Linked DNA regions of Homo sapiens: regions 1 and 3 are each linked to region 2. Evidence: read pairs that join two places in POLR2A ChIA-PET (ENCODE). Cell type or tissue: PC-9. All regions are shown on one strand.

What was found. Peaks named below come from ENCODE experiments on the same cell type or tissue, not always from the same donor. Only the 100,000 strongest peaks of a DNase experiment are listed, where the experiment ranks them.
Region 1: POLR2A ChIA-PET joins it to region 2 with 27 read pairs; 3 of 35 experiments call an interaction of 5 or more read pairs at or near these places.
Region 3: POLR2A ChIA-PET joins it to region 2 with 16 read pairs; 4 of 35 experiments call an interaction of 5 or more read pairs at or near these places.

The regions. Positions count from the first base shown.
Region 1 is chr3:129,410,312-129,418,311 of GRCh38, reverse strand. It overlaps EFCAB12 (EF-hand calcium binding domain 12), which reads left to right. Exons shown (of 9, transcript NM_207307.3): 3 at 1-58; 4 at 2,911-3,067; 5 at 6,958-7,154. Among named protein-coding and RNA genes, the nearest start is that of EFCAB12, 14 kb to the left of the region's middle. RefSeq lists an enhancer at 7,029-7,529. In PC-9, no CTCF peak of the experiment used is centred here; DNase peaks (open chromatin) are centred at 3,981 and 4,441; H3K27ac peaks cover 1,472 bases.
Region 2 is chr3:129,621,963-129,629,962 of GRCh38, reverse strand. No RefSeq gene overlaps it. Among named protein-coding and RNA genes, the nearest start is that of PLXND1, 19 kb to the right of the region's middle. RefSeq lists enhancers at 2,066-2,175, 4,408-5,017, 6,083-6,377, 5,670-6,445 and a silencer at 2,826-3,155. In PC-9, CTCF peaks have their summits at 1,639 and 1,844; DNase peaks (open chromatin) are centred at 1,972, 2,432, 3,082 and 3,830; H3K4me3 peaks cover 2,423 bases; H3K27ac peaks cover 3,594 bases.
Region 3 is chr3:129,718,212-129,726,211 of GRCh38, reverse strand. All of the region lies in intron 4 of TMCC1 (transmembrane and coiled-coil domain family 1), which reads left to right. Among named protein-coding and RNA genes, the nearest start is that of PLXND1, 120 kb to the right of the region's middle. In PC-9, no CTCF peak of the experiment used is centred here; no DNase peak of the experiment used is centred here; H3K27ac peaks cover 2,466 bases.

The sequences.
Region 1 (8,000 bases), 210 kb after region 2:
GGGCCAGGGTGAGAACCAGAGAATCACCAGGGAGGAGTTCATCGCGGCTGTAAAGGCAGTAAGTGCCACCTGCTTTCTCTGGATGGGCCTAAGTGGGCAGGATGTACATGTACTCCCTCTTTGCCACCCCCGCCCCTCCCCCGCCATGCTGGGTTCTGGTTCAACTGAGAAGTAGACACAAGGAGTGCAAACTGTCAGCCTTATTACTTATTAAGGCTAGAAAATATGGATTAACTTGTGGCCAAATCAGATCCTCAATATCTGCCCCGCACCAGTCTGACCTTGAAAACCCCCACCTGAGTGGAAAGTCTGTGGAGTCCACCTCATAACCAGCCAGCTACCTTGGAGAATCCCTGTCTTGCACAGCAGACCCCAAAACTAAGATCAGAGAAAGCTGGTAGAGTGTCTCCAACTGTCACTGGCATATAAGTTACATGGGTGTCCTGTCGAAATGCAGCTTCTGACCCAGCACATCTGTGGGTCATCAAAAGATGCTGTATTTCTAACGAGCTCCTGGTGATGCCTGTAGTACTGGTCTATGGACCACACTTTTACTTTCACTGGCTATTTATTAATTTAAATCAATTATAAATTTAAAAATCCAGTCTTTCAATCACACCAGCCACATATTTTGAGTGCTCAGTAGTCACATGTGGCAAGTAGCTCCTCTACTGGACTGCACAGATGTGGAACATTTCCATCATCATGGAAAGTTGTATCGGCCTAGCAGAGGTCTGCAAACTGTGGCTCAAGAGACAAGTCCAGCCTGCTTCCTGTTTTTTAAATAGAGTTTTATTGGAACACAGCCACACTCATTCATCCTTGAATTGTCTATGGCTGCTTTCATGCTACAATGGCAGAGTTGAGCAGTATGACACAGACCATATGGCTAGCCAAACCTAAAATATTTACTATCTGAGGTTTTTTGTTTTTAGTTTTTTTTTTTTTTGGTTTTGGGTTTTTTTTTTTTGGTTTTTTTTTTTTTTTTGAGGCAGAGTCTCACTCTGTCACCAGGCTGGAGTGCGGTGGTGCGATCTTGGCTCACTGCAACCTCCGCCTCCCAGGTTCAAGCAATTTTCCTGCCTCAGACTCCCGAGTAGTTGGGACTATAGGCGTGCACCACCACGCCCGGCTAATTTTTGTATTTTTAGTAGAGAAGGGGTTTCACCATGTTGGCCAGGATGGTCTTGATCTCTTGACCTTGTGATCCACCTGCCTCAGCCTCCCAAAGTGCTGGGATTACAGGCATGAGCCACTGCGCCTGGCCTTATCTGACTTTTTATAGAAAAAGCTTGCTAACTTGCTAACCCTAGTCTAGATGAATTACGTTTTTATACATTTTGAATGCAAGATACTTTACCCTAGCATGCTGGCTCATGCCTGTAATCCCCCAACACTTTGGAAGGCCAAAGTGAGAAGACTGCTTGAGGCCAAGAGCTTGAGATCAGCCTGGGTAACACAGTGAGACCCCCATCTCTACAAAAAATTAAAAAACTTATCCCAGTGTGGTGGTACACACCTGTCGTCCCAGCTACATGGGAGGGTCAGATGGGAGGATCACTTGAGCCCGGGAGTTAGAGGCTGCAGTGAGCTATGATCACACCACTACACTCCAGCCTGGGTGACAGAGCAAGATCTCAACTTAAAAGAAACCCAAACAACGACAACAAATACCTTAAACAACTTTAGGGAGTTGACTGTGATGTCTTTCGTGGTTTTAAATTATTATCAGTTTTCTCACACATGTTTTATGACATGTAATTATCTCAACAACATTTCAAAGCATTTAAAGATAATAGTCTTTAATCTCCATAACCAAAAGTTTAAATATTACATTCTTTAGCACCAGGAGAGTTCATTTTTTTGTTTGTTTGTTTGTTTGTTTGTTTGTTTTGAGACGGAGCTTCGTTCTTGTCACCCAGGCTGCAGTGCAATGGCACAGTCTTGGGTCACTGCAACCTCCCTCTCCCTGGTTCAAGGGATTCTCCTGCCTCAGCCTCCTGGGTGCTGGGATTACAGGCATGTGTCCCCATGCCTGGCTAATTTTGTGTTTTTAGTAGAGATGGGGCTTCACCATGCTGGCCAGTCTGGTCTCGAACTCCTGGCCTCAGGCATTCCACCCACCTGGGCCTCCTAAAGTGCTGGGTTTACAAACGTGAGGCACAACGTCCAGCCAGCACCAGGAGAGTTCTGATCTTACTTAGCTCTGATCAAGTTAGTTCTGATCAAGGCTAGGCACAGTGGCTCATGTCTGTTTACCCAGCACTTTGGGAGGCCGAACCAGGCGGATCACTTGAGGCCAGGAGTTTGAGTAAAGTTCAGTGAACAATGACTATTGTCTAAAGAAACTGAAGAACAAAATCATATTTCCTTTAAAACTTTTCTTCTTGAATATCCAATGTTGCTGGCAAGCATTATACACCTCCAGAGTTGCTCATCGTCCTTAAAAGAATGAGGAGTATAGTATTCTTGATCCCATTTTCCAGGAATTAAGGGAGATTTATGTGTTACTTGTGTATAGGGATGATCCACATGTGAAATCATGCTTCGTATCCAGCATGGTAGATGCTGCCATTGAGACTGGTAGGAAGTGGGGTGGGACCCTAGAGGAAGAAGAAACCCACTCTATAAAGATGGTGACATCTGGACTGGACTTTGAAGGAGGGATAGGAGTTTTTCAGGCAGAGAAGGGGAACTGCCTGAGCAAAGGCAAAGGTAACAAAGTGCAGAGTTCATTCAAGGACCGGGAAAGGGCTCTGAGCTGCAGCAGGGACCTTGGGTATAGTAGGGAGTGGTTGAGGATGAAACTGGAAGCAGGATGGGGGTCTGAGGAGGCTGGTAAGGCCTTGGCCATCAGAGCAGGATGTTTGGATGGGAGCCTGCTAGTCTGAAGGTCTTCTCTCTCCTCAGGTCGGAGTCCCTCTGAAGAACCAAGAGGTGGAGGATATAGTGATCTACCTCAGCTCTCTTGGGAAGCACAACACCATCACCATGGATATCCTGGCCAATACCTACAAGCAGTGGTCTATGGCTCAGCAAAGGAGCAGCCTGGCCACTGCAAGGGAGCGTGCGTACCCCTCCCCATCCTGTGCCTCCACCTCCCCGTCCTGGGAGCAAGCATGGTGCAGGCAGCCTTGGCCTCTCCTCCAAACTCACTTCCTCAGTGTGTTCCCCAGTTTTGGCCGACTGTGGTTTGGCCAAGCCTCTGGAAATTTTCAGGCCCAGAGATTAACTAAGGAGTAGATATTCCCTTGAGTGCCCAGCTACCACTGTGTCCATTCAAAGACAAATGAGTCCCAGCCCTTGTTCTTAGAGGAGGATACTCAGCCCACCAGAGCCCACCTGAGAGGCTGAGAACTGACCCAAATGGCAAGCCTTTCCAGAGACATTTATGTGTGTGTGGGTCCAAGGCCTCCTCACTATTAATCCATAGCTTATTGATAAAATTCTTGTTCAGAACCAGAATTAGCACATGTTTACAGTTTACTGGAAAGTGTATTTTGGTATTCTGCTATCAGGGGTATTATGGCAGGGTTGCTGTCAACAGTTGTAAAGGTTGTACATGGCTCAAGTTCCATCTGCCAAGCAATACATTTGTGGGGCCACATCTGTCCAGACAAGGCACAGAGGCAAATTAGAAATGGACTTGCTAAAGCTCTGGCTGTGAATTTACTCTACAACACAAAGGTGCATTGTATAATATTTCTTTATATCTTAGTACCATTCTTGTAGTAAACAAACAAACAAAAAAGAACCATTACAACCACCCACCCATTCTAGCACCCTTCCCAAACATAGCCACAGCTTTGTTTTTCTAAATGAAACAAATCTTGCTCTGTTCCCATCTACCAGGTTGGCAGGAACTTAATCTCATGCATGTTTGGGGCTTCCTTGTCCTCCCTGAGTCACACAGGAGCCCTGGAGGAGGCAGTGGAGGGGTTTCCTAACAATGGTAAAGATCTGGGGTGAGGCCGTTGGAGTTTACAGTCACACCAAGAGGAGTTACTCAGCATCCTCACTGGAGTGGCTCATTTGGGGACAGCAGGCAGCTCAGAGCATCCATTCCTCAGTCCTCCAGGAGATTTTCAATGTCCAGTCTCAACCAGCTGCCCTGCAGAGAAACTATCACCTCCCAAGCAGGGTCTCTGCCTCTCTCAGAGCTCAGGGAAGCTCAGCACCCCAACAGTCGCTCCTGCATGTGTCACCACCCCAACAGTAGTAATCTCCTTTATGTCCAGCACATTTTTAAGGTCACCTCAAGTTGGGCTGCTTTCCCTCTGATACTCTTTGTGCCTTTTTGTTATAAATTACCAAGCTTATCATTATCTGTGTAGCTGGCTGTGAGTCATTTCAATGACCACAGTGTGCTGTGATGCATATTCGCAGCAGAGATATTTTGGGTCCTGTTATTTCCCAGTAAGTAAACACAAAGCCAAGCAGCAGACCTTTGCTCTCATGGTGCTACTTTGGCGTCATCACTGAGTTCTTTTTCCCTGGTGAGCAATAGTGGGTAAGATAGGTAGACTGGGGTGTGTAAGAATTAAAGAAAGAGGAAAGAAACAGGAAAGGTGGCTCAATAGTCAAAGACAGGTTTATTTTAGAGAAAACAAACCTGAGAGGGGCTGCTGGCTGAGTTAGGTCAGAGCCACATTCTCTTACAGACTAAGAGTTTTTAAGGATTCACAGTGGAAGAGTTTATCAGAGGCTTGGACTGCTTCTCTGTCTCTTTGTTGTGTTTATCTGGGAGGCAGAGTTGCGTGTCTGTTTCCATACATCTTTCTGCAGCTGCAGGCATATCCCCCAAGTCTGCTTTTAGCTTCCCTATCTTAGTGCACCTGAAGGGAAAGGAATGTGCTTATTAAGGCCCACAGTTTTACTGGGGCCCATTGTATGAGGGTGAAGTTTGGCAGTCACCCAAGAGACTTTCCCCCGACCTCCCTCTGTGCCTGAGCTGTCTTGTCTGTGTTTTACTGTCTGCTCTTTCTGGCTGCTTATAGTTAGAAGAGAAGTGATTTCCTTGAAATGCATGAGGCTAGAAAGGGAGCTGGAACTTAAAGTGGCGGTGTTTGTCCCAGATGACGGTGCTCCTGCTCTGTCCGGGTGTCTCTCACTTTGTCTAAAGAGGCAAGAGTTTGAGCGTCTTGGCAGGGGTGCCTTCTTCCAGTAGTTCTTCTTGCAGTAGCTCTTCTTCATTCTTGCAGAATGATCTCAGTTTATCCTTTATGTCCGCAGAGGTCAGGATTGCTATTCCTGCTTTACGAGGAGGAAGCTGGAGCTCAGAGAGGCTGAGCCACTTGTTCACAGCCTCAATAGAAGGTGGTAAGGTCAGGATATTATTTCAGCTTGAGACGATGAAGGTCTGAACCAGGGCAGGGACAATGGGATTCTTTCATTCATTGGAATCTTTGTTGAGCAACTACTATGTGCCACTTCTAGAAACTGGGAACACAGCAGTGGGCCAGCCAAAGCCCCAGCTTTCGATGAGCTTGCACCTAAAGGGCTGGTGGTCAGGGACGGCCTCTCTGAGAAGCAGACATTGGAGCTGACATCTGAGTGATTGACAGGAACTAGTCTTGGGGGAAGCACAATCTAGGCAGATAGAACTGTGAAGGCAAAGGCCCTGGGGTAGGATAGCTTGCAAGAGACAGAAGGTGGTCAGGGTGGCTGGGTGGAATGGGTGAAGGGTGAATGGTATGCCATGGACCAGGTGGGAAGGCAGCTGAGGCCAGATGGTACAGCAGGGCCTTGTAGCCCAGGGAGAGGACTCTGGGTTTTGGTCTAAATGCTGTGGGAAGCCAAGGGAATGAGGCGATCTGGTCGGTCGGTCAGTCTGTCTATCTATCTATCTATCTATCTATCTATCTATCTATCTATCTATCTATCCATCCATCTACACATATCCAACATAAGGAGACTCATGCAATGGGGTCTCCTTATGTTGCCTAGGCTGGAGTGAAGTGGCTATTCACAGGTGTGATCATAGCTTACTGCAGCCTCAAATTCCTGGGCATAAGCAATCCTCCCACTTCAGCTTCCTGAGTAGCTAGAACCACAGGCGTGCCACTGCACCCTGCTTTATATATGTGTATATATATTTTTGGGGGGGGATGGAGTCTTGCTCTGCCATCCAGGTTTGAGTGCAGTGGTGTGATCTCTTCTCACTGCAACCTCCACCTCCCGGGTTCAAGCAATTCTCCTGTCTCAGCCTCCCAAGTAACTACTACAGGTGCACACCACTGCACCCGGCTAATTTTTGTATTTTTAGTAGAGATGGGGTTTCACCATATTGGTCAGGCTGGTCTTGAACTACTGACCTCAGCTGATCCACTCGCCTCAGCCTCCCAAAGTACCCTGCTCTATATTTTTTGTTTGTTTGTTTTTGAGAGGGAGTCTCACCGTGTCACCCAGGCTGGAGTGCAGTGGCACGATCTCGGCTCACTGCAACCTCCAGGTCCCAGGTTAAAGCAATTCTGCCTCAGCCTCCCGAATAGCTGGGACTACAGGCACGTGCCACCATGCCCGGCTAATTTTTTGTATTTTTAGTAGAGACGGGGTTTCACAGTGTTAGCCAGGATGGTCTCGATCTCCTGACTTCATGATCCGCCCTCCTCGGCCTCCCAAAGTGCTGGGATTACTGGCGTGAGCCACCGCGCCTGGCTATACTCTATATTTTTTAAAGATCCTATTTGCTGCTTGGTGAGACAGGGTGACAGGACGAGAATGGCAACCAGAGGGCTGGGGTTGGTGCAGTAAGGGACGCCATTAGTGGAGATGGAGAGGAGGGCCACATCTAAGGTACAGCTTAGGTGGCTTAGGTGGGCACTGCCCAGACGTGTGGGAAGGGAGCGGAGGGGTGGCCTGGTGCCTGCTGGGTGACACTGGATAACTGCTTGGCAGGTTCCGTGGCTGGGCACCCTCTTAGTCCCTCCTTCCTTCATCTCTTCCCTCTGACTCCAGATTATATCTTGGCCAAGCACAGAGATTCCCTGAAGGGTCCGCTCAAGAAGCAGGAGGTGGATTCAGCCCCACAGCTTCCCAAAGTGGACCTACTGACGGTGCCTGCAGTCGACACGCAGATGGAGACGCGGCCCATGACCCTGGAGGAGATGGAGGAAGTGGGCAAGCGGTACCGCGAGCGGCAGCGACAGCACAAGGTACCTCGCCAGCCCAAGGAGAGCATGCGGCTTGGGGACTGGAGCAGCTGGGGTTCAGATCACCGCAGCAGCACCACCCGCTGGCTGCAGAACCCTGGGGAGGGGGGTCTTCGCCTCTACAACCACCCCTTCTTCACGTCCCTCATCTGTAAAATAAGAACAATACCTGCCTCCTGAGGTTTTTGTAAAATGTAGTAAGATCCTGTTTCTGAAACTATCACGTCCCCCTCTCCCTATTCTTTAATTATGACTTTTCATCCTTAGACCAGGCCTGCATTTTCATCACAGCTGGAATCCAGGCACCTGGCACAGGGCCTGACACTGGGTAGACTCTCCAGAAATACATGGCAAGTGAAGGAAGGATTGATTGCATGAATTAGCTTGTCCAGTAAACATTTATTGAGAGCCTACCATGTGCCAGGCACTCTTCCGGGTGTTATAGTAAGCATAACAGTCCCTGCCCCTAGGAAGCTGACAGTCTGGTAAGGGAGGCAGACAACATCAATACAATACTACATATAAATATTCATATATAATATAGTCTGGGAGTGGTGTCTCGCACCTGTTAGCCCAGCGCTTTGAGAGGCCAAGGTAGGAGGACTGCTTAAGCCCAGGAGTTCGAGGCCATCCTAGGCAACATAGGGAGATCCTGTCTCTACAAAAAATTTAGAAAGTTAGCCTGGGGTGATGGCATGTGCCTGTGGTCCCAGCTACTCAGGAGGCTGAGGTGAGAGGACTGCCTGAGCCCAGGAGGTTGAGACTGAAGTGAGCTAAGATCGCACCACTGGACTCCAGCCGAGGGGAAAGAGCAAGATCTTGTCTCAAAAAAAAAAAAAAAATTATATA
Region 2 (8,000 bases):
TAGATACTTATTAAACAAAGTAAAATGTTGTTAGCAATGTATTTCTTATACATTGATTGTTGCGCTACTACCCAAACCTCATTTAGTGCACCAGTGGATAAACATTCTTTATTTCTGTGATGAGTCAATGGTCGGCATCGTCTCTTCCAATTTCTCATTTTTATAGAGGTAAGCACTGAGAAGTCTTGTCACATAAATAAGCAAAGGGAAAGGAGGGAGTACTGGAGCAATGCAACACAATTATTCCTTTGAATTTTCTGCCCAAAATCCATAGTAATCCATCATTAAGAATTATTTTTGTTACCACTGGGTAATGGGTAAGTAAAGGTTCATTGTAGAGGTCTCTCTACTTTTGCCTGTGTTTACATTTTCCATAGTAAAAGTTAAAGAAATTATTTTTAACCTCTATTAGTTGACAAGTTGGTTGGATTATCCCCCAATTTTATTGCAAATATAAAATGAAAACCTCCTGACTCTCAGAAGGGTTTATCTCCAGTCTCCGGAGTCCTTCAAGCTCCTCTTCCTTTCCAGACCTAAAGCAATTCTTCTAACTGGCCTTTTGTCTGTCTCAGGATGGGGAGTATGTTCCCCAAAGCTGCCTTCTCAAGGAGTTGGTGCCTTTTGGGGAGTCTTGGATGCCCCATTCGAAGACTGTGGTGGGTGAATCAGGAGGTACCCCTTCGCCAAGAGCCTGGGGAAATGGGCCAGGCCAGGGAGGACGGAAGAATGGCTCCATCTCAGAATGCAAGTGCATCCTCTGCCCGCTCCAGCTCCTCCATGTGCCCTGCCCAGATCCTGGCACTTCTCACTGGAGAGGACTCGGGCCCTGCCCGGGGTCATGCAGTTATGAAGGATGAGGCTAGAACCCTTTGCACCCATCTTTTTCAAATTACTTCAGCCAAAGTAAGCTTGGTGAATAAGTTGCAATTAAAATAAAGGTGAACAAGCCTGGTGTGTTGGCATGCATAGTCCCAGCTACTCTGCAGACTGAGGGGAGAGGATCCCTTGAGCCCAAAAATTCAAGGCTGCAGTGAGCCATGCTGGTGCCACTGCACTCCAGCCTGGATGACACAGCAAGCCCCTGTCTCAAAACAAACAAACGAAATAAAATAACAAAATGAAAAAGGTGAACAACTAAATGTGATCCTGGCCGGTCGCAGTGGCTCACGCCTGTAATCCCAGCACTTTGGGAGGCCGAGGCGGGCGGATCACGAGGTCAGGAGATCGAGACCAGACTGGCTAACACGGTGAAACCCTGTCTCTACTAAAAATACAAAAAATTAGCCGGGCGCGGTGGCAGGCGCCTGTAGTCCCAGCTACTCGGGAGGCTGAGGCAGGAGAATGGCGTGAACCCGGGAGGCGGAGCTTGCAGTGAGCCGAGATCGCGCCACTGCACTCCAGCCTGGGCGACAGAGCGAGACTCGTCTTAAATAATAATAATTAAATTTACAAATGTGATCCTGGCGTGGCTCCTGGATGGGGATGGGAAGGGGATGTGCTATAAAAGACCTCGTTGCGACATTTGGTGATATTTGAGTAAGGTTGTGCAGATTAAATTATTGTATTATGGTTAAATCACTCGATCTTGAAAACCACTGGGGTTGTGCAATAGAATGTCCTTGTTCTTGGGCAATACACATTGGAGGACTTAGGGTTCAAGGGCCATCGCGCCTGCAACTTACTCTCCGATGCTTGCAATGGGGGCTTGAATATGCAAGGGCTGGGGAGCAGAATGTTAAAGCTTGGTGAATCTGCATTAATAAGGGAGGCAGTTCTCGGAACTATTCTCACGGCTTTTCTGTTACTTTGAAATTATTTCAAAACAAAACGTAAGCCTGGTCTCTGTCACCGCTTTGTGGCTGCTTCGAGGAGCGCACCCTCTGTGTCCAAGACCTTAAACTCCCTGCCTGGGGTCTGGGCTCCCGACGTTCCTGCCTACGCCGGTTTGATTGCCCTTCAAGCTTAGGTCCCTCTGCCTCTGCGAACCGCTGCAGGCCCATTTCTTGCACAACCAAAATGAAGTCATACTAATCTTGGCTTGAGAGGAGCCAGAATTTCAGAGCCTCCAACCCTGATGCTTTCTACAACCTGGGAAGCTGAGGCCCGGAGACGGAAGTGACCAAGCGCGACTAGATCTAAAGCCTTCCCGACTTCCATTTTTCTCAGTAGGCAAGTGGTCCAAGCCCCACCGTTTCCTTCTTGGATTTGAGTCTCAACTCCAGCCACTCCCCTCAAGTCTGGTCTCCCACTCTCACGCCCCTCCAGCCACTGGCCTCAAAACCACCGAGCACATCCACGCGGCCCTCGCCGACTCCCGCAGGGCTGCCTCCACCCCGCTGCTTCTTGCCGGCGCATAGCCTCCCAGAGCCTCCAATGACCGCCCAAGCGACTGCCCTCCCTCCCTCCCTCCCTCCTTCGCCTCCCCATCTGTGCAATTGAACATTCATTCATTGCCGCGGACTCGAGGCTGCCCAGTCCTCTTCCGGACAGGGCCCTGAGGACAGGACCTGGCTATCCGGCTTCGCGGTGTGTCCTCAGTGCCTGGCCCAGAGCGGCCAATTTGGCGAGAGCAGGAATCTCTGTCCCTGGTTCCTTTAGTCCCCAGCTTTGCTCCCAAGTGACCATCCGCGAGGCAGCGTCCCCTCCTTGGCATCTGCGGCTTCTAAGACGCTCAAGGGCCCAAGGGGGTGAATGAGGTGTGGGCGACTAACTGTAGCCCTGTCCTCTGGGGGCAGCATGCTGCGCAAGTGATGCCCGGCCAGGGAACGGGGTGCTGGGGCCGCAGTCACCGCAACTTCTGGGTGGAGCAGCGAGGGCCCGGGGGGCTCGGGAAGCTGGGGGTGTACCCGCAGCCGGGGAAGCGGAGGCACAGGACCTGGGCCCAGGGCTCGGAGCCCTTGCTCCCTCCAAGCGAGGCGGGACGAGCACGGGCTGCGGGACCTCCGCCCCGTGCCCCCGCCCCCCTAGGCCGGCTGGGAGCTGGCCAGGGGCTCAGAGGTCGCACCTCTGGCCGCGGGAGGACGAGGCGGAGCCGGAACGGAAGCGCGGACAATGGGCCCTCCGGGGCCGCTTCCGGCCTCTCTCTGCGGGGCGGGAGCACGGGAGAGCCTGGGGCCTGGCCTGGGCGGGGCTCGGGCGCCCTCCCTGGGTTGCCTTCGCAGCACCCCAGCCTGGGCCCCTCCCACCCCTGCCGGTCAGAAAGCAGGGACCCGCCCCGCCCCAGCTCTGTCCCCAGGCTAAGAACCTGGCACAGGCTGGCGAGTATGGAACTGGGTTGTTTTTAAAAACTTTTATTCATTGAGTTATAATTTACATCAGGAGAAGTGGCCTCAGATCTCAAATGTGAAGTCTGGTAAACTTTGCACGTTTATACCCTGTAAATGCTCTGAACAAGACATGGAACATTCCCAGCAACCAGAAAATTCCCTGGTGGCCCTTCCCAGTCAGTCCCTCCCCCCAGCCCCAGCCCTAGCCCTGGCAACTACCCATCTGTGTCCCGTCCTGTGGCCTGGCCTTTTCCAAACAGCATGTACATGGGATCCTGCAGCGTGGAGCCTTTCCAGCCTGGCTTGGAGATGCATCCTTGTGTCGGAGTATCAAGAGGCTGTTCCTTTTCGTTCCATTGTATGGAGGCCTCCATGTGTTTACCTCTTCACCAGCCCAGGGACACTTGGCTTGTTTCCAGATTGCAGAAATTATCAATGGAGCTGTGACAAGCATCTGTACAGGTTTTTATGGACCTGTGTTTTAATTTTATTCCAATATCTAGACGTGGGATTGCCAGGATGCACGTGTCTACATTTGACTTTTTTTTTTTTTTTTTTTTTTGAGACAGTCTCACTCTGTCTGTCCCAGGAGTGCAGTGGCGCAATCTCGGCTCACTGCAAGCTCCGCCTCCCGGGTTCATGCCATTCTCCTGCCTCAGCCTCCTGAGTAGCTGGGATTACAGGCGCCTGCCACCGCGCCCGGCTAATTTTTTTTGTATTTTTAGTAGACACAGGGTTTCACCGTGTTAGCCAGGCTGGTCTCTATCTCCTGACCTCGTGATCCGCCCGCCTCGGCCTCCCAAAGTGCTGGGATTACAGGCGTGAGCCACCGCGTCCAGCCACATTTGACTTTTTTTGAAGAAACTAGCAAAAGGTTTTACAGAGTGGCTGCACCATTTCACATTTCACCCCTGCCCCTGTGGCTCCACATCCTCACCCACACTTGGTGGTGTCAGTCTTTTCTGTCTCAGCCTTTCAAGTGGGAGTAGGGCTGTCTCAAGACAGGGTTGACTGAGCAAAGAGCGAACTCCCACCCAGCGCCTCCCAGTGGTTTCCTGCCCTTCCCTCATCCTGCTCCCAGATGGAGGTGCAGGCAGTGGTCCCAGCCCCAGCTCTACCCCACGAGTCCCCAGGTGAATGCTCCACCCCACGAGTCCCAGGACTGAGCAGGCACGCACCTTCCTATGCTCAAGTCCTCCTCAGACACTGGAGCAGGGAGGCACTGGCAGAGTCCCCAAGTCCAAAGTGATGGGCTGTGTTTCCACCTGGTCCTACCTGCTTAGCCATCTAGCCTTCTTCCCAAACAAGCAGCCTCTGGAGGAATCACTGGAAGACAGATGGGGAAGGGGGCGGTGAACACAGGTGCTGCGTGGGAAGCCGAGGGGATGGGTGGCTGCAGCCTGTGCCCCCAGCAGGTAGGCAGTCCTCATGGTTGGACCACCCACATCCACGGGCCCCCCTGGAGGCCCTGCTCTGCCTCTGAGACCCTGTGACCCTGTGTTTTGGGAGATGGGGTGGCAGTACCAAGGTGAGCCTGACTGCCTTCAGCAAACCTTTACTGTGCACCTACTGTGTGCCGGGCCCTGCTGTGGCCCTGGAGACATATCCCCTGCCCTGGTGAAGGTCCATCCAGTGAGAGAGATGGATACTAGCCCTGATTGGCACTTTGGTCAGGGAGGGCCTCTTTGGAGGGGGATATTTGAGCAGAAACCTGAGGGATAAGAAGGCGGCAGCCCTGGGGAGATCTGGAAAGGGCATGACAGGCAGAAGGCACAGCAAAAGCACCGTCCTGGACCAAGCTCAGTGAGGAGGCCAGTGCTGCTGGAGCGGAGAGCCAAAGGGAAGCCTCGATGGTGCCTCTGCCAGGGGTCCCAGCTACTCAGGAGGCTGAGGTTGGAGGATGGCTTGAGCCTAGGAAGTCGAGGCTGCAGTGAGCTGAGATCGCAACACTGCACTCCAGCCTGGGTGACAGAGTCAGACCCTGTCTCAAAAAAAAAAAAATAAAGAAGTGGAGCTGAGGATTCAGATATGCAGGAAGTGAGGGAAGATCATGTGAGGACACAGCCAGAAGGCACCATCTGCAAGCCAAGGAGAGAGGCTGCAGCAGACACCAACCCTGCAGACTCCTTGGTCTTGGACTTGGCCTTGCAGCCTCCAGAACAGCGGGAGAGGTCACGGGGCCAGGGGGAGGTTTGCTTGCTAGGCTGCCGTAACAAGAGGCCACAGACTGGATCGCTCAACAACAGAAACCTATTTCCTCTCAGTTCTGGAGGGTGCAAGTGGTACAGCCACAGCTCACTGCAGCCTTGACCTCCTGGGCTCAAGCCATCTTCCCACCTCGGTCCTCTAAGTAGCTGAGACTACGGGCAGCAGCCTCCATGCCCAGCTAACTTTTTGTAGAGATGGCGGGGCGGGTGGGGGGGGTCTCACTGTGTTGCCTAGGCTGGTCTCGAACTCCTGGGCTCAAGCGATCCTCCTGCATCAGCCTCCCAAAGTGCTAGGATCACAGGCGTGAGCCACCGCACCTGGCCCTAATCTCCTCATACCATCTCATTTTAACTTAATGAACTCTTTAAAGGCTGTCTCCAGATACAGTCTCATCCTGAGGTATTGGGGGTTTCAACATTTGAATTTGTCGGGGGCACACAGTTTGGACTAAGACAGAAGGAAGAGGAGGCCAGGGCGATTGGGATTGGGGCCTGAGCCCCGGCTGAGTGAAGGAGAGGAGAGCACCACATCTCCTTCCTCAGCCACTGAGCGCCTACTGTGTGCAGCCCAGCCTCTGGGGGTGAGGAAGGCAAGGCTGGAGGTGAGAACCTGGCTGGGAGAGCTGACTCGGGCCTCCTGCTCCTCCGGCCTTTCCTCCTTCCTCCTTCCTCCCGGTGGGGGAGCCTGACCCCCTTGGACAAACATCTTGCGGCTGTTTCCGCCTCGCCAGCCCGGAGCCCCAGCCCAGCCTGAACAAACACTCGGGACTCGTGCTTCCGGCCTTGGCTCTGGGAAAAGCCCAACCAGGAGCTGCTGAGGTCAACCCTGGAGGGAAGTGGAAGGGGGAGGCACCCAGTCCCTACGTAGGGGTCAGCCGGACCTGGCCTGGGGACCCCTTGCTGCTTTTGGAGCCACCAGCACAGTGCTGGGGCTCTAGTGTGCCCCATCTGTAAAATGGGCCTAATTACACCCTCTGGAGGACTGTGGGGCAATGGAAAGCCCTGCCTGGGCCTGGCACCAAGGACGGGTGATATGGCCCACAGGGCTGTGAGGGGCTTTGGGGAGTAAGGTTATCTGAGGTCCAGTAGGCACCCCAAGGGACTGTCCCCAGGGCACCTTAGTGCTGGAAGGGGCCAGACTACTCCTTCCCTCCTGTGGCCGTCCTGTTCTCCTTCCCCTTCTCCCTCCTGTCTTCACAGTCCCCATAGTGCTGTCGGCAGAGCCAGCAGATGAGGTGGCGCCATTTTGGGTGCAGTGCTGGGTTATGGCAGGCCCTCGCATCACACCGAGTCTCCTTCGTGGATACTGATCTCAGATGGGGATGTGTCGGGTCCCAAGCCCAGGCCAAGGGAGCCAGCACTGGGCAAGGACAGGAGGAGGGTGGGGCATTGATGGGGGCCACCGTGGGAATGGCTGGCTCCGGGGCATGTGGTTAGCACACAGATGCCTTCATCCCCACCCAGGCTGAGCAGGAGCCGGAAGCTTCTTTCTAGGAAAGGCTGAGGTTGTGGGGCTCATATGTTCCATGGTCTTCACCTCCAGTCCTGCCCCACCATTCTAGAGCCTCCTGGTCTCCCGGTCAGTGATTAGGAACCTGGCCGGGGTGGGGGTGGGAGTGGACATTTCCAGCAAGGGGACATATGTGTGAGGCTGACGGTGAGGAGTGAGCTCCCTGTCCCTGGAAGTGTGAGCAGACGTAGCTGCATGTGTGGGGCGGGGGAAGGAGTGGCCCTGCCTGACCCTGCCTGTGTTTCCTCTTCATTAACTGCCCCTAGAGCCCTGTGCACTGTGGCATGAGCCCAGCAAGCTAGTGGGCTCTGGGGCCAGAAAACCCCAGGTTCACATCCCAGCTCTGCTGTGTGACTGAGGACTCCTGACCAGGCACACCCTTTGATGCCTGTGAAGGGGTAACACCCTGCCTCCAGGGCTGGCAGGGAACTAACTGAAGTTATTAGGGAAGAGCGCCCACACACAGCATGGTCAGCACCGCTGTCCCACCCCAGCAGCAGCAGCGACCGCCCAGCACCTGCTGAGCTAGGAGGTGGGAGCATGCAGGGATTTGGCAGGAGCATGGAGGGATTGCCCACTCCACCACCCAGGGAAACCAGGCCTGCTTTCTCCACCGCCCACGGGGGTCCGGGCCTGTGTCCACCGTTCAATCCCCCTCCTTGAAAGCCTCGCCAGATAGCCAGATAAAACCTCCCCAGCTGGGGTTTGATTTTTGTTTTTGTTTTTCAGGCAGGATCTGGGAGTGGAGACAATGAAATTAATGTTATTTTTTTTTCCTTCCAAGCAGTTTCTCTTCATTGAGAGCTGTGGGACTGGATTCCACCTCGCCTTCCGGTCTGCAGAGGAGCCGGCAGGAGAGGATGGGTGTGGGTGGGGGAGGTCAGGGAGGGCACGGATGGGGAGGGGAGGGGTCAGGCAAGGCAGGGCCAGCAGTAGCGAAAGACTGATGTGCCGTGCTCCTTCCTGCCTCTGGGTCTTTGCACATGCTGTTTCCTCCTCTCCCTGCCTGAACTACTG
Region 3 (8,000 bases), 96 kb before region 2:
CCGACATTGAGGATAGTAATTTAGAGCTGCAAAAGTTTCACTCTGTTGTTAGTCCTACTTCTCCTCTACAGATAAGGTATGACTGACTCTTTTTGTTCCATATTAATGCCTATTCCCTTTTGGCCCAAAGTCTGTACCTGTACATACAGGTAGATACAGGTACCTGTCTGTACCTATACAGATTTACATAATTTATCAGATGTTCCCTTCTATTCCTATCCTGGTTCATAGAATGATTATCTTTAGGTTTTTGGGTACAAATGTAGAAATCAAAACATTAGTTGTATCTCCTACCTTTGGCAGTAGACTAAAACCCATACTCCAAAGGACTGTTTACTGCTTTCCCAGACTTTTCTCTTGGCCTTGTGTTAAGATATTGCTAAGAAAGAAGCTCAGAACTAAAAAATTTAGTACGGTTGTTTCTTTTCAATTGGTAATAACCACCATTCTGGGCACTGTTTCTTGTGCATCTTAAAACTAGGGAATCAAAATTTCCTTTGATAGTGTAAGTATAACAAAAAAAAAAATCAATGTTCAAAGTAGATTACTCTTTCAGAGGTTCTTATAAAATGACCTAAAGAAAAGTTTATTAATACAGGAAACTTGCCTATCCAGTCTTTCAAAATTACCTGCTTTGAAACAATCCAGTAATGATTTTTTTCTATTTTCTTTTTTCTATTTCTATAATGACTTTTTTCTATTTCTTTTTTCTATTTACTTAAAAAAATAAGATGCTATGTTTCGTTTTTATTGAAGTAAAATTCTTAAAGAATGAAAAAATTATATTAGAAATTGTACGATTAGGCCGCGCACAGTGGCTCACATCTGTAATCCCAACACTCTAGGAGGCCAAGGCAGGAGGATCACTTGTCAGGAGTTTGAGACCAGCCTGGCCAACATGGTGAAACCCCATCTCTACTAAAAATACAAAATTAGTGGGTGTGGTGGCACATACTTGTAATTCCAGCTACCTGGGAGGCTGAGGCAGGAGAATCACCTGAGCCCAGGAGGCGGAGGTTGCGGTGAGCTGAAATCACACCATTGCACTTCAGCCTGGATGGCAGAGCAAGACCCTGTCTCAAAAAGAAAAAGAAAATGAAATTGTATGATTATCTTTAGGTTTTTGGGTACAAATGTAGATCCTCAAAAACTTTATCAGAAATTTGGAAATCTGTAAATAAGTTATATGTATCTCCTTTTAAAATCCAATATTAGTAAGCTATATGTATAAAAACAAAGCTAGTGTATCTTGAAAAGTTTTTATTTCTTTATTCCTTATCCCTCCTTATCCCACTGAACTATTGAAGAACTTCTTATAGATTTACCTTCCCATTAGTGCTGTAGTACAGTTTTCTTTTATCTCCATTGTCTTGTGTTTCCTGGCTAAATTTTACTTGTTATAAAACTATTGGGTCACTTTTGGTCTAGAATAGAACTTTCATAGTATAAGGGACACCATAAAATGTAAAGGAATGTCTGCATTGCCCTGTTTTCTCTTGGTAGAAAATTCATGTTCTGGCTCCTTTTTTAGTGCCCCTCTTCTTTGGAGGAAGAATTTCTAAAGGCACACATTCTTGAACTAAAAAGAAATGATGATGTATATTAGGTTTGCCTTTTGGGCACATATGAAAAATGAGGTTATTCACACCTTCAGTTCTGGCATATATCCATTACCAAAAATGTATTTCCAGAATATTCTCCCTGTTCCATAGTAAAGTCACAGAGGTGGTTTGGGGTTCTTCAGCTAGGTCGTAGTGCCCAGGAACAGATCAGATCAGAATCAGTATGTTGTTTATGATACAGATCAAATTAACTAATGATTCTTCCAGTTTTCTTCTTCCTGATTATTTCCTCCAGACACAAAATAGGGTCAAGGAGAAAAGTTCTTTTCTACCATTAAACTTTTGAGCTGCCTGTGTTTGGGATTCAAAGTATTTTGGGTGCTTATTGCTTAACTGGGCTGAAGATTATCTCATGTGACACCATAGATCTCTTGTTTTGGAATTGCCATTACTTTCTAGAACAGGCATTCTGTACAGCTGCCAACATGCCCTGAATCCTCTTGCTTCATATTACAGTGATACTGCTTTGTCAGGGTAGAATTCAGCCTCACAGGGCTGGAGTAAGTCTCTGCTGACCTCATGCCACAGTACAACATGTTCAAATCTGGGAGAAACCTGAGGGTTATTCGGCATATTCCTCCTCCTCCTCTCTCACAAGCATGGAGCCCTCACTCTCCTCGGAAACCGTATGTTGTATATGTGTGTGTATCTGTCTTTTAAAAAAAAAAAAAAAAAAATCTCATCCTGAATCCTATAGTTAGTTAGTCCTGCAGCTTTAAGTGGGGGCTGGTTGAATAGACAGACAAAGGAAATAGCCTGAGCTGCTGAAACTTAGCGTTTTTCAGCAGTAGATCTCAGCCAGGGGCATTTGCTATTTTAGGACTGACTTGTGTAAGGTTGTAATAATGGAGAAGCATAATATGTGTTTCCTAGTTGTTCATTTTACCCAAAGCTATTTGGACAGAATGTAGAGGGTGCTCTGTAGCTGTATGGACATGCTCAGATCATCCTGGAGTGTCCCGTCTCTTGTGTGTAATGGGCTGCTTCATTGCAGAGTAAGTGTCATCCTCACTTTCTCAAGCGAAATAGTTACTGGAAAATCAGTGTTTCTTTCAATGAACAAGAGTTTCATTTGCCTTGGACTGCTTGGGAAAAACATGGGTTAAATTCGAAGATGCCAGGCATGCATAACAAATAGGAATTTGATTTAGAGCCACCTGGAATACTTATTAAATTAAAAAAAAAAAATTCTTGATGGATCTAGGTGGCCAAAAAAAAAAAAAAAAAAAGAAAAAGATTTCTTAGTGCTCAGCTACTTATTTTCAAAGTATTTTTCCCAAGGACTTGGAAATTTTCTGAATTGTAAAGCAATATACACATATCTCAGTGTGAAACTTGTATCTCCAGATCAGCAGAACAAATCTCTGAGATAAAACTGGATTGGAGGATGATCCAGCTTTATTCAACACAACCACCATTTTCACATTTCATCCATAGTCCTGAGTACAAACTTAGCCTATAGTTTGATTTTACCATTTTTTTTAGTTGACCTTGCCATTTTTTAGTTGATCTTATAAATGATACATATTTTCTAAGAGATAAATACTAAAGCAAAGGAGATTCTTTATAGTTTTGCCTGATTCTGAAGTTAATGTACATTCATATTGTTTGCTATTGAGCAGTTGGATTTAAGATCCAAACAGATTTTTCACTGTGAAGTTTGATATTGAATTACCCTCTTATGCCTTATGGTTGATAATTTAAATGCCAACTTTTTAAGCAGATTTGTGCCTCTGGTCTGTACCCTCTTTTTCTGTTGTTTGCTATATATCTTGGATTCAAAACCCCTGACACATCTCTGTTTGTTCTGAGGTTATAAAAGGTCAGTTTACTTATCTATTTTATTAAGAATGCTAGCCCAGGGTGAGTGGGGTGATCAGAAGGAAAGGATTCATAGGAGAGCCCTAAAGGAATAGTGGGTGGAGACTAACAGTAAAAGAGAAGTTAACTCCTTTTTTTCCATTATTGATAGTCAGGTGGGGGAGGGCATAAAACATAATTTAAATATTTTTAATTGATTTTATTTGCTGATTGCATTAACTTATAAGAGTAGAGACAGTATGATCAAAACAATATAGTTAGTACCTGAGTGAGTGAGTGTAGATTAAACCAGCAGTCCCCAACCTTTTTGGCACCAGGGACCGGTTTTGTGGAAGACAATTTTTCCACAGATGGGGTCGGGGTGTCTGTGGGCAAGGTTGGAGTGGGATGGTTTGGGGATGAAACTGTTCACCTCAGGTCATCAGGCATTAGTTAGATTATCATAAGGAGCATGCAACCTAGATCCCTCGCAAGCGCAGTTCATAATAGGGTTTGTGCTCCTATGAGAAGCTGATGCCACCACTGATCTGACAGGAGGTGGAGCTCAGGTGGTAATACTCGCTTGCTGCTCACCTCCTACTGTGTGGCCTGGTTCCTAACAGGCCACTGACCTGTACTGGTCTGCGGCCCAGGGGTTGGGGATCCCTGGATTAAACTATTTCCTTGCTTCCCTACCTTTGTCTCTCTCTTACCTGAACTATTTATTGATTGGTAAACTAAAATATTCTCATTGAAACAATGATTAAAATGTTCACAAATGAGGTACTTGCCCCTAGTATCTAAAACTTTTAATATAACAATCTAGATACATAAAACTGCTATAGATAGGGTTTCATATATGACCTCCTTGCATGAGATTGCACACGCTTTGTGTTTTTTGTTTGTTTGTTTTTGAGACGGAGTCTCGCTCTGTCGCCCAGGCTGGAGTGCAGTGGCGCCATCTCGGCTCACTGCAAGCTCTGCCTCCTGGGTTCACGCGATTCTCCTGCCTCAGCCTCACGAGTAGCTGGGACTACAGGTGCCTGCCACCACGCCCAGCTAATTTTTTTTTTTTTTTTTTTTTTGTATTTTTAGTAGAGTTGGGGTTTCACGGTGTTAGCCAGGATAGTCCCAATCTCCTGACCTCGTGATCTGCCTGCCTCGGCCTCCCAAAGTGCTGGGATTATAGACATGAGCCACTACACCCGGCCTGCACATGCTTTGTGAAGAGTTCATTCCAAATTACAGAATGAACATTTTGAAGGCAGGATTTGAGAAGAAAAAATGTAGCTGACTCTGTGGTCCCAGCTACTTGGAAGGCTGAAATGGGAGGATCACTTGAATCCCGGGGCAGGGTAGGGCAGTGGAGGTTGCAGTGAGCTAAATTACCACTGCGCTCCAGCCTGGGTGACAGAGCAAGATCCTTTCTCAAAATAAATAAATACAATAAAGCAGGGTAAGAGGAATTGGAAGTGCTGGACATTGAGGGTAGACTGCCATTTTTAATAGAACAGTAAGCATAAGCTTCATTTAAAACAAGACATTTGAAGGAAGGCTTGAAAGAGGAGAGCAGGTTAGCCGTTCAGCTGAGGAATGAGCATTCCAGGCAGGGGTACAGCCAGAATAACTGCAGGAGTTTTCACAGTGTTTACAAGGAATTAAAAAGAGGTTAGTTGGTATGATTAGAGCAATAATTAAGAGAGGGAAGAGTGGCAGGAATTGGGAGTGTGAGAGATTTAATACAGTGTATCAGTTATCTATTGCTGTGTAACACCCCACCTTAAAACTTAGTGGCTTAGCCAGGCACAGTGGCTTGCACCTGTAATCCCAGGTACTCAGGAGGCTGAGGCAAGAGGATCACTTGAGGTCAGGAGTTCAAGACCAGCGTGAGCAACATAGTGAGAGCTTGTCTTTAAAAAAAATAAAAATTAGCCAGGCATGGTGGTGTGTGCCTGTAGTCCCAGCTACTCAGGAGGTTGAGGTGAGAGAATCGCTTGAGCCCAGGAGTTTGGGACTGCAGTGAGCTATGATCAGGCTACTGCACTGCAGCCTGGGTGACAGAGTGAGACTGTCTTAAAAAAATAATAAAAATATTAGCTTAATATAACTGTTTTATTTGCTCACAATTTTGAGTCAGCCATTTGGGCTGGGCTCCACTAGGTGGTTCTTAGGCTGGTCTTGCCTCGTGTCATTATAGTTGTTGGGGGGCTCAGGTGGACCTAGATGGTCTAAGATGGCCTCCCTTCCTCATGTGTCTGGTAGTAGGTACTGGCTGTTGGCTGGACCTCTCAAGGTTTTATTTTATTTTTTCTTTTTAACACTCATCCACGTAGACAACCTACAAGGATTTTAGCCTGAATAGCTATTATAAGGATGAGGTTGTCAATAACTGAGATGTAAAGTGTGCTGGAGATCTCAGTGCAACAAGAAAGGACAGACTCCAATGCACAAATACTTTTTAAGCCTCTGCTTGTGTCACATTTGCTAACATTTCACTGTTCATGTCACATTTGCTGACACTTCACTTGGCCAAAGCAAGACCATGACCAAACCCAGTTTCACTGGATGGAGAAATACATTCCATCTCTTTTTTTTTTTTTTTTTTTTTGAGACAGGGTCTTACTCTGTTGCCCAGGCTAGAGTGCACTGGCACAAACACAGGTCACTGCAGCCTGGATCTCCTGGGCTCAAGCCATCCTCCTGGCTCAGCCTCCTGAGTAGCTGGGACCACAAAAATGTGCCACCACGCTTTGCTAATTTATTTCTTTTTTGTAGAGGTAGGGTCTCACCATGTTGCTGAGGCTTGGTCTCAAACTCCTGGGCTCAAGTGATCCTCCTGCCTTTTGGCCTCCCAAAATGTTGAGATTACAGGCATGAGACACCGTGCCTGGCCAGAAGCCACCTCTTGACAGGAGTGGGAAATCCAAATTATAAAGGGAAGGGTATACGAGATTGGATGAATGTGGCTATTAATCTACCATAAAGAAGGCCAAATCAGATGTGCCTTTGAAGGCCATTTGAGTGTAAAGGAAATTGAGTGGATAAAACATACTCAGTTTCTCCCACTATCCTCTCAACAACACAATTCTGATGCCAGGTCTGTGGAGATTTCTTCCCACCAGCAAGCAATTCTGCAGCAGACACCAGCTGGGTATCCTTTAATTCAATTCAATTCTGACTCTGTCTACCTGGAGATAGTATTAGATTACACTAGTTGAGGACTGGGTCCCACAAGACTGCATCCCATTTCCAATGCCCATTGAAAGCCCCAGGTTATTTTGCTTGTGCTTCTGACCAACTGGCTGTAAATTGGGGTTTCCACAGCCCCCTCCTTGGATTCAGTTAATTTGCTAGAGTGGCTTACAGAATTCAAGAAAACGTGTATACTGGCCTATTATAAAGGATGCAGATGAAAAGATGCATAGGCAAGGCATATGGGAAGGGATGCAGTGCTTCCATTAAGCCCCCACCCTCCAGGAAACTCCACATGTTCAGCTATCCAGAAGCTCCCTAACCCTGTCCTTTTGGGTTTTTATGGAAACTTCATTATGTGGGTGTGATTGATTAAATTGCTTGCCATTGGTGATCATTTAACCTTCACTCTCCTTCCTTTACCCTCCCAGAGGTTGGGGGGTGGGGCTGAAATGCCAATTCTCTAATTATGCCTTGGTCTTTCTGATGACCAGCCTCACCCTGAAGCTGCCAACCATCAGCCGTCTTATTAGCATACAAAAAGACACATCACTTTGGAGATTCCAAGGATTTTAGTAGTTGTATGCCAGGAAAAGGAGAAGACGACCAAATACAGTTAACTCTTGATCAAAGTGGGGATTAGGGGTGCTGGACCCTCACACACAATCAAAGATCCGTGTATAACTTCTGACTCCCCCAAAGCTTAACTAACAGTCTATTGCTGACCAGAGCCTTATCAATAACATAAACTGTTAACACATATTTTATATATTATATGTATTATATACTCTATTCTTACAATACAGTAAGCTAGAGAAAATAAAATGTTAAGAAAATCATAAGGAAAATGTTATTTTAATTTTAAAATGTTACTAAAATCATAAGGAAGAGAAAATACATTTACAGTACTGTATTTACATATGTTTACAAGACAAATCATCTGTATGAAATGGCAGGCAACCGCAGCAGCAGACCTTAACCTATGGTACATATCAAGCAATCAACTTTTTCTTGTAATGTCATGACATTTTCTCTGCTTCTTGGGAGCACTTCAGTGTCACTAGTCTCACTTCTTACGCATCTCATGGTATTATTCGAGGTTTACAGTATTGTACTAAACACAGTGAAAAATAATAGAGAAGTCTCAAGAGATCGCTTTTTACTGAGATATGCAGTTTACTGGAGAGAGGAACTGGTCACTCAGGTGATTAGTGTCACATGCACTTTAAGTGGATACTTGCAATACTTCACTCACTGCTAGCAACTGGAGGTGGCTGTGAAAATTGTACAGTAGCACAGTATATACTACAGTTAATTTTATGCAGTTTATGCAGTTACGATTTAATACTGCATCTTTGTTTACATTTCTCTTGACTGCAAATGGCA